4 separate regions of the Homo sapiens genome follow, and all the other regions are linked to region 4. A link is a contact called in ENCODE Hi-C or POLR2A ChIA-PET data. All regions are on one chromosome and are shown on one strand. Each heading gives the region's core, a stretch centred on a gene start or an enhancer-like site at or near the end of the contact. The rest is flanking DNA. Distances are from core to core; before and after follow the strand shown. Region 1 holds the start of EIF4ENIF1 (eukaryotic translation initiation factor 4E nuclear import factor 1). Region 2 overlaps DEPDC5 (DEP domain containing 5, GATOR1 subcomplex subunit). Region 3 overlaps PRR14L (proline rich 14 like). Region 4 holds the start of FBXO7 (F-box protein 7).

Region 1 (2,700 bases), core at 21-2,520, 980 kb before region 4:
CTAACTTCGCCACCTAAAAAGAAACACTATTTCATTAGTGGCAAACCTTACTTTTGTATAGCGATGGGGGCATTTGGAGGCAGGAGGCTTCTTCAGGTCAAGGAAAGCATCTCCACTTTCTGTTTCACCCATACTTCTCCTATCCATGGCTCCTTGGTCTACAATGCTCTGCACCTGGAAGATAAATCGGCACAAAATTGTCACCGAGAACAGTAAGTTTTCAGAAATCTTGGCTGTTTCTTCAGAAGCTGAAACTTTTTAATCTCTCAAAACAGCTAGTGTTAAAAACAAGTCCCCACCCCAAAATTATGCTATAAATTAGAACTTGGAGATAGAATCATTGGTACTCAGTTCTCTTTCCTAGTATCCTAAGCATCAACATGGTAAAAAGTAGAAGGTGCCCAATTCAAGGTATATAACCTTTAAGCAGCTTTAACACAAGAGAAACCAAGATTAGTAGCTGCCACCCATGGGGATCTTTCAAGACTGGTGGGGAAGTTTCCCGGAGTGGGGGCAGGTAGAAGACTGGTTAGGCTGGGAACCCGCGAAGTCTGTTGGAAAGTGCCTGTCACTTGCCAATGGACGGCGCCAGCTGCCCCTTGTTATCCGGCGATCAGGGACTGGGGACGGGGCCCGAGCGCCCCTCGCCAGGCCAGCCGCACCTGTGGCCATGTCAGGGGCGCCGATGGCAAGGAAAGGGCGAGCACCGGCTTCAGCTCCGAAACTTGGCTTCCCCGGGCCGCGACCCCAACCCGCAGCCCCTCACGCAGGCCCGGGCCCAGCGGCCTCCTTCGGAGGAAGGGCGGAGACCGTACTCACTGAGGGGCGGCCGGCCGCAGGGAGGAGGGAGGCCGAATCTCCCGGCCCGGGCGCTTCAAGCTGGAGCTAGCGCAGGCCCGCAGCCGTCCTCCCCGGCCCGGCGGCTCGGTCCCCGCCAGCCAGCCCGCCGGCTACCCGCCGGCCGCCTTGCGGGCCTCGCGCCCCTGCCCACCCCCTGCGGGCGCCCCGGCGCCCGCGCTCACGCACGCGACCCCGGGAGCAATGCGCCCGCGCCCCTTCTACACCCGGGAGCACCGGGCGCGCGGTGCCCCGGACCCAGCCGCCACCGCCGCCGACCCTTACTCGGTGCCTCCGCCGCTCGGCGGCCCTTTGCCTCGGCCGCCGCTCCCCTCCCCGCTGCCCGCACCGGTCCCAGCGCCGCTCCCCGCAGCCTTCGCTCTCGCGCCCCCACCCCGACCGGCTTGGGCTGTCTCTCTTCAGCCGCCGTAACTGCAGCCCGGCCCTCCGCCCCTCCTCTTCGGCCCCCTCCCCCTTAATAACTCCCTCCACGCACCCTGGCCCCGGCGCCGCCTTCCCCGCCGCGCGCCCGGATGTGAGGTGGCTGCAGCGGTGCCGGGCGAAAAAGAAGCATCGCCGCGCGCTTCCCGGACGCCAGCCCCTGCGCGGGCCGGGGGGTGGGAAGGTGGTGGCGGCGAGGAGGAGGCCACGGTGGGGATAGCGGAAACCCGCTCCCGTGCGCGCAGGCGGTCGCCGTGGGCAGCCCAGAGGCCACCGCCGCCGCGTTCCCACGCGCGCTGCAGGGCAGAGCGGACGGCACTTGGGACCCGCGACTCGCGGCACGCCACTCTCCCGGAGGCGGTGGCTAGATGGGGCTGGGCTGGCGGCTAGCACGGCCTGTGGCGCGACGACCGCTGTATTTGCATGGTTCGCATAGGCAGAGAACCGTGGGGCTTCGGCAGTGGGAATTTGAGATAGGAGATTGGGGTCTTCCGAGCCTTCCCAGTGCGGGTTCGAACCTCAGCTGTTTTGCGAGTGGCGTGATCTTAGGCAAAGCTGACTTAACCTAAGTTTCGGTCGTGTTTCTAAAATGGCCTCTGTAAATCTATGAGGCTTATGCGCGAGTACTGGTTGCTGCATTAAAAGACAAACTTGTCACGATTGGCTTTGATAGCGATAAAGGCGACTAACAAATTCATTGAAATGTTGTTTCCCTCCGGTAACCTGAATCTGTCCTTAGCCTGCACAGAAAGGGGAAGTGCGAGTGGAGTTGGGGAAATGAGACGGCGAATGTCAAGTGCTTACCACGTAGTGCAGACTCAGGCTGACAGGGGGCCACAGAAATGCAAATATGTGAGCAGTGTGGGTAACTGCATCCTGGGGAGGAAGTCCTATGTGCTGGAATACCACAAGCACCCATTTCTGCCCTGTGGTACTGCGCAGCGTTGGTGTGAAGCGATACATAGGCGTGAAGTCCCGAGAACGCAATTTTCCTGGTTAAAGGACAGCAACGTCTACATTTCTTCCAAGAGGCCTACTTTGTTGGAACTTCACTTCACTTGTGAAATTAGGGTGTTGGGCAGTGAGTGACCACTAACTCAGCTCCCTTCTTGTGAATCTTGGCAACAGAAAACTTTTCGTTTGTATTACTGAATAAAGTGTGTTTCTTACAAACTGTTTTTTTACAGGCAAGAGGCAGAGGGAAACACTTGCACATCAGGCCTGAGTTTGCATTCTCATCTCTGCCACCTCCTACAAGCTATGGAGAGTTAGTCTATTGATTCTTAGTTTTACCTGTGAAATTGCGAAGATGATATAACCTGCTCATGGGGCAGTTAAGATTAAACAGGATAAGGTGGGTAAAAAACCATATATAACCCATAAAGCTGCTGAGCCTTTTTAAGCCTATACAGAGACACGTTG
Region 2 (2,700 bases), core at 18-2,517, 680 kb before region 4:
GAACCTGGGAGGTGGAGGCTGCAATGAGCCGAGATTGTGCCACTGCACTCCAGCCTGGGCAACTGAATGAGACTGCCTCAAAAAAAAAAAAAAAAAAGGGCTGGGCACAGTGGCTCACACCTGTAATCCCAGCACTTTGGGAGGCCAAGGCAGGCGGATCACGAGGTCAGGAGATCGAGACCATCTTGGCCAACATGGTGAAACCGCATCTCTACTAAAAATACAAAAATTAGCTGGGCATGGTGGCGTGCGTCTGTAGTCCCAGCTACTTGGGAGGCTGAGGCAGGAGAATTGCTTGAACCCAGGAGGCGGAGGTTGCAGTGAGCCAAGATAGCGCCACTGCACTCCAGCCTGGTGGCAGAGTAAGACTCCGTCTCAAAAAAAAAAAAAAAAAAAAAAAAAAGAATATTATATGCATGCAGTCTGCTTCATAGTGAAGTAAATGAAACAAACTTCAACCCTGTTGTTCTCTACTCATGCTTAGGAGAAGAACTGTAGTCATGAAGTGACAGTGGTCCTGTTTTCTAGAACTTTCTATGATGCAAAATCTGTTGGTGAGTAACTATTTCTCTCCTACAGTTATGTTTTTGTTAAGCTTCCCCCAACCCCACCCCAGCCATTTCCTTTCATTTTTTTCCTCGTTGCACTTTTCCACCCTTCCCATCTTTTCTGTTATGGGGACAGTGTAAAAGGGAAAGTAGCACAGTCCGTTAGTGGATGCAAGAGGTCTGTGGGCTGTGATTCATCTTAAAACCAACTTAATAGATAGACAGTTGGCTGGGTGCAGTGGCTCACGCCTGTAATCCCACGACTTTGGGAGGCTGAGGTGGGCGGATCACCTGAGGTCAGGAGTTGAAAACCAGCCTGGCCAACATGGTGAAACCCCATCTCTACTAAAAATACAAAAATTAGCCAGGTGTGGTGGCATGCACCTGTAGTCCCAGCTACCCAGGAGGCTGAGAAAGGAGAGTCGCTTGAATTCAGGAGGTAGAGGTTGCAGTGAGCTGAGATCTTACCACTGCACTCCAGTCTGGGTGACAGAGTGAGACCTTGTCTCAAAAAAAAAAAAAAAAAAAAAAAAAAAGACAGTTATCTTTATTTTTTTGTGATGCAAATCTTTAACCCAGAAGAGGAAGCTGACAAAACTGAATTTCTCTTCTCAGCCTGAACTACATACTCCGTTTTCTCTATTTCAGATGAATTTCCTGAAATAAACCGAGCCTCAATTCGACAGGATCACAAGGGGAGATTCTATGAAGACTTTTACAAGTATGTTTGGGTGCTTTGCTATACTTTTTATTTATTTATTAGTTGTTTCTTTCCTAACTTAAAAATAAGTCAGCCTGGGCAACATGGCGAAACCCTGTCTCTACCAAAAATACAAAAAATTCGCCTCTTGTGGTCCCAGCTACTTGGGAGGCTGAGGTGGGAGGATCACTTGAGCCTGGGAGGTGGAGGTTGCAGTGAGCTGAGATCACACCACTGCACACCAACCTGGGAGAGAGTGAGACCCTGTCTCCAAAATAAATAAATAAATAAATAAATAAATAAACCTTTTAATTTTGTAATTGTAATGATTTTAGATTTACAGAGAAGTTTCAAAGATAACACAGTTCCTGCATGGTCTTTGCTCTGTTTCCTCTAATATTAACATTTCATAACCAAGTTACATTTGTCAAAACTAGGTTAACATTGGTACATTACTATTAAGGAAATTCAGATGTTTTTTAGATTTTAGCACTCGTACTTGCCGTCTCCAAGATATCATGTTGCATTTAGACCTTCTAAATGTTTTATTGTGAAAAATTTCAACATTCAGAGAAGAAGAGCAAATAATATAATGAGCCCGTATACCCAATACCTGAATTTAACAGTTATTATTTTGTCATATTTGATTCATCTGTTTTTTTCAGTGCCATTGACTAAGTAAATTATCAATATTGTAATATTTTATTTCTATACATATTCAAAAAAGGCATTTTTATATCTGACCACAATATCATGATCATGTTTAACGTTATTATTATTATTATTATTTTTTGAGACACAATTTCACTCTCTCGCCCAGGCTGGAGTGCAGTGGTCATGTAAGCTGACTGCAAACTCCGCCTCCCAGGTTCAAGGGATTCTCGTTTCTCAGCCTCCCGAGTAGCTGGGACTACAGGCGCCCGTGACCACGCCTGGCTAATTTTTTTGTATTTTTAGTAGAGATGGGGTTCGCCATGTTGGCCAGCCTGGTCTCAAATCCTGACCTCAGCTGATCCACCCACCTCGGCCTCCCAAAATGCTGGGATTACAGGCGGGAGCCACCATGCCTGGCTGACACCACTATCTAATTGAGATGATTATCAGATAGTAATAGTTACTGTTTTTACGGGACTTAGCATGAATGGGTTACTCTTCTAAGCACTTTACATGACTTGATTTATTTAAATATCACAGCATCCCTGTGGGATAGATACTGTTACCCCATTTTACAGATGTGGAAATTTGGACACAGAGTTTCAGTAACTTATCCAAAGTCCACACAATATTAAGTGGTGGAGCATGGACCTGACACAGTCAATCTAGTTCAGAGTCGATGCTTTTTGACCACTGTATTCCTCAACCTCATACAGATTATACTTTAAATTATTTGTTGATCTTTTGTTGGATCCTGTACCCCTAGGAGAATTTTATGAGAGTGATGGGCCATCTGCT
Region 3 (2,700 bases), core at 123-2,622, 790 kb before region 4:
GGGGTTTCACCATGTTGGCTAAGTTGGTCTTCAACTTCTGACCTCAAGTGATCCACCTGCCTCGGCCTCCCAAAGTGTTGGGATTACAGGCATGAGTTACAGCGCTCAGCCTTAAATTAGTTTTGATCAGTCTTCACCAGGCTCTACCAACACAAGATTCTGTAATGAGAGGTTAAAGAGATTATACTGCCTTAACTGTTAATTAGCAACTCTTTTCTCAAGAAATGGTGTAGGAGAGTACATTTCTCCAAATAACCATGAAACCTAACAAGAAGCACAGCTGTCACGCAGTTAAGTTCTGTAAATAGAAGACTACATGGATAGAATTCCTTGTTGCAGTTCTGAGGCCAAGAAGGGAAACTGGGCACTCACTGCTTTTGCTCTGGGCAGAGGAAGAATGTCACCAGGAATCATGCTTCTTTCTGGAATATATCAGTGTGGTGTTACAGAGGTGTTTTCAGTCATTCTTTTACCAGTTTCCATTGGCTAAATGAGAAGCAGAAGATTCATAGCGTAACCTCATAAACAGCTGGGAAGGACAAGTATTAAGTGGTGAGATCTTTTAAAAAGTAAACGAGGGACTGGGCACGGGGGCTCACACCTGCTATCCTGGCACTTTGGGAGGTCGAGGCGGGCAGATCAGCTGAGGTTGGGAGTTCAAGAGCAGCCTGACCAACATGGAGAAACCTCGTCTCTACTAAAAGTATAAAATTAGCCAGGCGTGGTGGCCCATGCCTATAATCCCAGCTACTCGGGAGGCTGAGGCAGGAGAATCGCTTGAACCTGGGAGGCGGAGGTTGCGGTGAGCTGAGATCGTGCCATTGCACTCCATCCTGGGCAACAAGAGTGAAACTCTGTCTCAAAAAAAGTAAATGAGGCTGGGCTCAGTGGCTCACGCCTGCAATCCGGGCACTTCGGGAGGTCGAGGTGGGGGGATCACCTGAGGTCAGGAGTTCAAGACCAGCCCAACCAACATAGTGAAACCCTCTTCTAAAAAAAATACAAAAATTAGCTGGACTTGTTGGTGGGTGCCTGTAATCCCAGTACTTGGGAGGCTGAAGCATGAGAATCCCTTGAAACCAGGAAGTGGAGGTTGCAATAAGCTGAGATTGCATGCCACTGCACTCCAGCCTGGCGACAGAGTGAAACTCCACCCCCCGCCCCCAAAAAAAGTCAATTGGCACAGAGACAGGAAGCAATGCTCAAATGTCTCCCTGATCTGGAAGTGGGTCAAGCTTTTATGGCATTCCTATCTAGTCCTAGGTGATGCCAATGCAGTCGGCCTGCCAGGCTCGTGGTGGTAACAATTAAAACGTTAAAGCTTTTTTCCACTGTGCACGCTCAGGCAATTTTGGCTGTCTCACCTGTAACAACTTAAGCAATGGTTAATCAGTTTGAGCTGGTCCCACAGTTACAACAGGATACTCCTCAGAAAATGGTGACCACTTTGGAAGGAACGATGCTTACTGTGACATATAACTTTGGAATGTCTATTTTAACTTATTGCCAAGCCACGAGAACAAAGTAACGGCCTTGAGAGTTATTTGAAAGGTTTTCAAAAAAATTTATTTTCATAAATTAACACACATAACAGTGGAAATCTTAGAGTCACAAACTACCAAACAGAAAAGGAACTGCAGGGGCATCATGTATACCAATGTTACCAAAAATGTACAAATTTCATTGAACTACTGACCATGATAATATATAAACATGTCAGGCAGCTATTTTTACTGGCCCAGACCAGCCCAAGGAGATGCTGAGGCCTCTCACCAAGAATTCAAATCCAATTCAGCACCAGAGAGGGGCTTGTGAAGACACACAATCAACAAACATGGAATCTGAGAGCACACTGCACTAGATGGCCAGCTCAACGGGGACCCCCTTTCATCATCAAAATAGCTTTTGCTGCTTGATTTGTGGCTAGACGGTAACATTAAACTGTAATTTTAGTAAAATTAAATCTCCCTAGCCAGGTTTTTATACAGTAAGTTCAGTTGTGGCAAGGAGCCCTTTTCTGACACGAATCCAGGAAAGGATACTCTGCACTTCTGGCCAATTATTTAAACTTTGGATACAGCCACCCACAATGTGGTTATTTAAGAAGTCCTTTCCATGACACCAGGGGAAAAGCTTACAGAAACAAAACAGAACAAGGGAATTACAGAAAGCACCAACTGCATACTCCCCCCACCCCAGGGAATGGGAGAAAAGTATCACTGCCTAAAAGTTGGTCTTTCGCAGATCTTAATGTACATGGCATTGATTATGAGACGGAATTCCAGCCTGGAGACGGAGCGACGGCCGTGCATTCATTGGCTGCACCGCGGCCTTGGATCTGCTGCTCCCGTCCTGTACGCTCCCTGCTGCTCTTGGCTCAGTGGGCAAGGAAGGAGCCACGGGGGAGGTCTCACGCCCAGATAGTGGGATCTGGAATGGACCTCAGGTTGGCTCTGGAGCCCGTGCCAAAGACCCTTTCAGGCAAAATTGTGACAAAGTATCATGATTTTCACAGCTCTTGAGGAGCGCTGAGTTTTGGGATTCACAGCATGGGTTTCTGGGCTCCTCAGGCTCCGAATAAGGCAAACGCTACATGTCTTCACCGTACCTCCCTCAGCTACTGTAGCTTAGAGTAAGGTCAGTAAGAAAAAGTGGACATGATCTGCTTTAACAGGAGATGAGGTACAGCTGAACTCATGG
Region 4 (2,700 bases), core at 30-2,529:
TTTATTTGACTCTAAGGATTTGGACTATGGTTATCACACAAGGACGAAACTTGATACTCTCTCTCATCTAAGTTATCATTAGTTAGACCCTCTATGGTAGCCAGCCTCCAGGATGGCCCGCAGCGATCCCTGTCTGTTGGCATTCATACCTTTGGCTGGATCCTCTCACACATAGGGTTGGTTTGTAAATATGACAAAAGCCGTATGTGACCTCTGGAGCTAGGTCATAAAAGACATTGTGGCTTATACCTTGGTCTCTCTGGGATCACCTGCTCTGAAGGAAGCCAGCTGCCATGTCATGGGGACACTCAAACAGCCCTATGGGGAGGTTCACGTGGTGAAAACAGGTCTCTGGCCAACAGTCATGACTGTGCCATCCTGGAGGCCGATCCTCCAGCCCTAGTCAATAACTGCTGCCCTGGCCTACAGTTTGTAATCTCATGGGAGACCTGGAGACAGAACCACCCAGCCACGCATCCCCAAATCCCTTTACCTCTAAAACCTGTGGGACAACAAATGTTTATTGCGTTAAACTTTGGGGTGATTGTTATGCAGCCACAGAGTTCTAATAAACTGTCGGACATAGATTACTGGCTACAAATAGTTCTACTTTTTTTTTGAGACAGGGTCTCGTTCTGTGGAACCAGGCTGAGGTGCAGTGGTGCGATCACAGCTCATTGAGGCCTCGACCTCCGGGCTCAATCGACCCTCCCGCCTCAGCCACCCAACTAGCTGGGACTACAGGCAGGCGCCACCACACCTAATTTTTTGTATTTTTTGTAGAGATGGGGGGGGGGGTTTCACCATGTTGCCCAGGCTGGTCTCGAACTCCTGGGCTCAAACGATCCACCCGCCTCGGCCTCCCAAAGTGCTGGGATTACAGGCGTGAGCCACCGCGCCCGGCCAACCTAAGGATTAACCTAAGGCTTCTCAGAGCAGATGCCGCTGGAACTGAGGGCCACGGAAGAAAGGGGGTGACACTTGGTCCTGGGGAGTGGCGACTGTATTGTCTGTCTGCAGCATCCCTATCAGCGCTACCGTTGTTCCACGCACACAGGGAGTAAGTACTGGGAGTCCCAGCCACCGCCGCGGAAAATCTGGGATGCCAGCGAGCGGCCGCATCTCGGCGCCTGCGCACTGTGCCCGCGCTCTCAGGCAGCGCCGTTGCGCGCGGAGTCATCGATCGGCCGACCCCGAGAGGCCCGGTTCCTTTAGGCCGCCTGCCCGCCTCCAGCTCTCGGGGTCGGCTCCAGGAGGCGCCCTCAGGAGAGGGGCGGGCGCTCTATTCCAGAGACCGAGTGGCAGGGCGGCCACTGTGGCGGGGCTCTTTCCCCGTTTCGCCTCAGCTACCCCTCAGCTCCGGTAGTCGCCAGTCCGGGGTCGTCGCCGTTTGGGGCGGGAGCTGCTCGGCCCCGCCGCCGTCCCCGTCGCCGCTTCCGGGTCCAGGCCCCTCGGGCCGCCTGCCGCCGTCATGAGGCTGCGGGTGCGGCTTCTGAAGCGGACCTGGCCGCTGGAGGTGCCCGAGACGGAGCCGACGCTGGGGCATTTGCGCTCGCACCTGAGGCAGTCCCTGCTGTGCACCTGGGGGTACAGGTACGCTGGGGCCGGGGCTGGGCGGCCCGCGGGGAGTGGGGAGTGCTTGGGGTGGGTGCAGGGCGGGTTGGCGTCATCTGTGGGCTGCAGGCGCGGGCGTGGCCGGGCGATAGGCCAAGTGCGGGGACGCCGGGGGGGCCTTCACGGGAGGCCCGGGCTCTTCCGGGCGTCGCGGAGCCGGAGGGTGCAGGCGACGGGAAGCGCGGGTGGTCGGCTGGGGTCCGGCTCCTGGAGAACATGGCCCGGCCTCCCGGGGGCTCTGGTCCCCTCCTCGGTGAGTCATGGCTTCTGGTTTTGCAGTAAACGGAACCAGGGAGAGGAGGGAACGCACAATTTCCACAACTGGTTAGATTTCAAGTTGGAAATGATGAGCTTGGCTTGGGTTAAACCTTTCTGGACTGTGAGGGGTCCGAGTTAATTTCTTCAGCTGTTGGAGTATTTCAATGAAAAAGTTTGGAAATTGCTAGAAGTTAAAAATCTGCCCTCAATCCGAGGCCACCGGTAGCTTGTATCGCTGCTGTGAAGCGGCAACAATTTTAGATTCTGTTGTGTTCATGCGCCGAGCACCGCGGTGAGCGCTTGGACTTCGCCGCCGAAAAGTTTTAGAAAGGACAGCGTGTAGGCGTGTTTCAGACCATTTCATTTTCTTGGGTGAAATGTTGCTTTTTTGCTAAAACTGAGGCAAACGTTGATCTTGAGAGCTTGCAGTTTGGGGGCAGTAAAGTTGAGAAAGGATCATATTCTGTTATTGGTTTGTGGGACTGCAGGTGAAGCTGCTTTGTTTCCCTAAAAGATACTTTTTGGGGACAATAATTTGGGAGTAAAGCGGCAAGGTAAGAGTGGTCCTCTTCAAATACTGAGCTAGTGAATTTGAAACTTGAGTGTGCTAAGGAAAAATGAAAAAGATGTTCCCTGGGGATTTTTAGGTGAATTCTTCAAAACAAAAGCAAACCTTCCTACGTTTTCACCTTATTTTTAGGGAATTGGGTAAAATGAGGCCGTTATTCTGAACTTCTCGCCCTTTCATTTTCCTGGTTAAGACATTATTAGATTGAAAGTAAGCCTGTTTTCTTCCTGATTAAAAAAAAAACCCTAAATAAGATACTG

What was found. A loop is a pair of places that touch in the nucleus more often than their neighbours do. ChIA-PET counts read pairs that join two places held with the same protein, here RNA polymerase II (POLR2A). Pooled maps may share reads with other maps.
Region 1: a map of OCI-LY7 shows a loop between it and region 4 (9-fold over the local background). The contact joins the promoter of EIF4ENIF1 here to the promoter of FBXO7 in region 4. A Hi-C loop is called at or near these places in 4 of 168 maps with a recorded cell type or tissue (B cell, CD4-positive, alpha-beta T cell, OCI-LY7 and 1 more), 7 of 37 single-sample maps with no recorded cell type and 12 of 50 pooled maps.
Region 2: a loop to region 4 is called in a pooled map, with 4 times the contacts of the local background. The contact joins the enhancer-like site here to the promoter of FBXO7 in region 4. A Hi-C loop is called at or near these places in 2 of 50 pooled maps. POLR2A ChIA-PET finds 5 or more read pairs at or near these places in 3 of 52 experiments (AG04450, GM10248 and activated T-cell).
Region 3: a map with no recorded cell type shows a loop between it and region 4 (5-fold over the local background). The contact joins the enhancer-like site here to the promoter of FBXO7 in region 4. A Hi-C loop is called at or near these places in 2 of 37 single-sample maps with no recorded cell type and 9 of 50 pooled maps.

What each region holds. Positions count from the first base shown.
Region 1 is chr22:31,488,572-31,491,271 of GRCh38, forward strand. EIF4ENIF1 (eukaryotic translation initiation factor 4E nuclear import factor 1) reads right to left here and starts at 1,271. Exons shown (of 19, transcript NM_019843.4): 1 at 1,123-1,271; 2 at 52-174. The coding sequence starts at 147. RefSeq lists enhancers at 580-1,203, 1,204-1,826, 2,226-2,285 and silencers at 656-945, 1,026-1,675.
Region 2 is chr22:31,791,549-31,794,248 of GRCh38, forward strand. DEPDC5 (DEP domain containing 5, GATOR1 subcomplex subunit) reads left to right here. Exons shown (of 43, transcript NM_001242896.3): 11 at 485-554; 12 at 1,197-1,269. Among named protein-coding and RNA genes, the nearest start is that of DEPDC5, 39 kb to the left of the region's middle. Within about 2 kb of position 1,268, at least 2 of the 41 ENCODE cell types and tissues checked have a DNase peak (open chromatin) inside an H3K27ac peak, as active enhancers do.
Region 3 is chr22:31,679,804-31,682,503 of GRCh38, forward strand. PRR14L (proline rich 14 like) reads right to left here. Exons shown (of 9, transcript NM_173566.3): 9 at 1,544-2,700. Among named protein-coding and RNA genes, the nearest start is that of PISD, 19 kb to the left of the region's middle. Within about 2 kb of position 1,373, at least 8 of the 41 ENCODE cell types and tissues checked have a DNase peak (open chromatin) inside an H3K27ac peak, as active enhancers do.
Region 4 is chr22:32,473,532-32,476,231 of GRCh38, forward strand. FBXO7 (F-box protein 7) reads left to right here and starts at 1,280. Exons shown (of 9, transcript NM_012179.4): 1 at 1,280-1,593. The coding sequence starts at 1,472. RefSeq lists enhancers at 255-314, 1,040-1,540, 1,203-1,372, 1,541-2,041, 1,627-1,796 and silencers at 1,361-1,550, 1,561-1,870.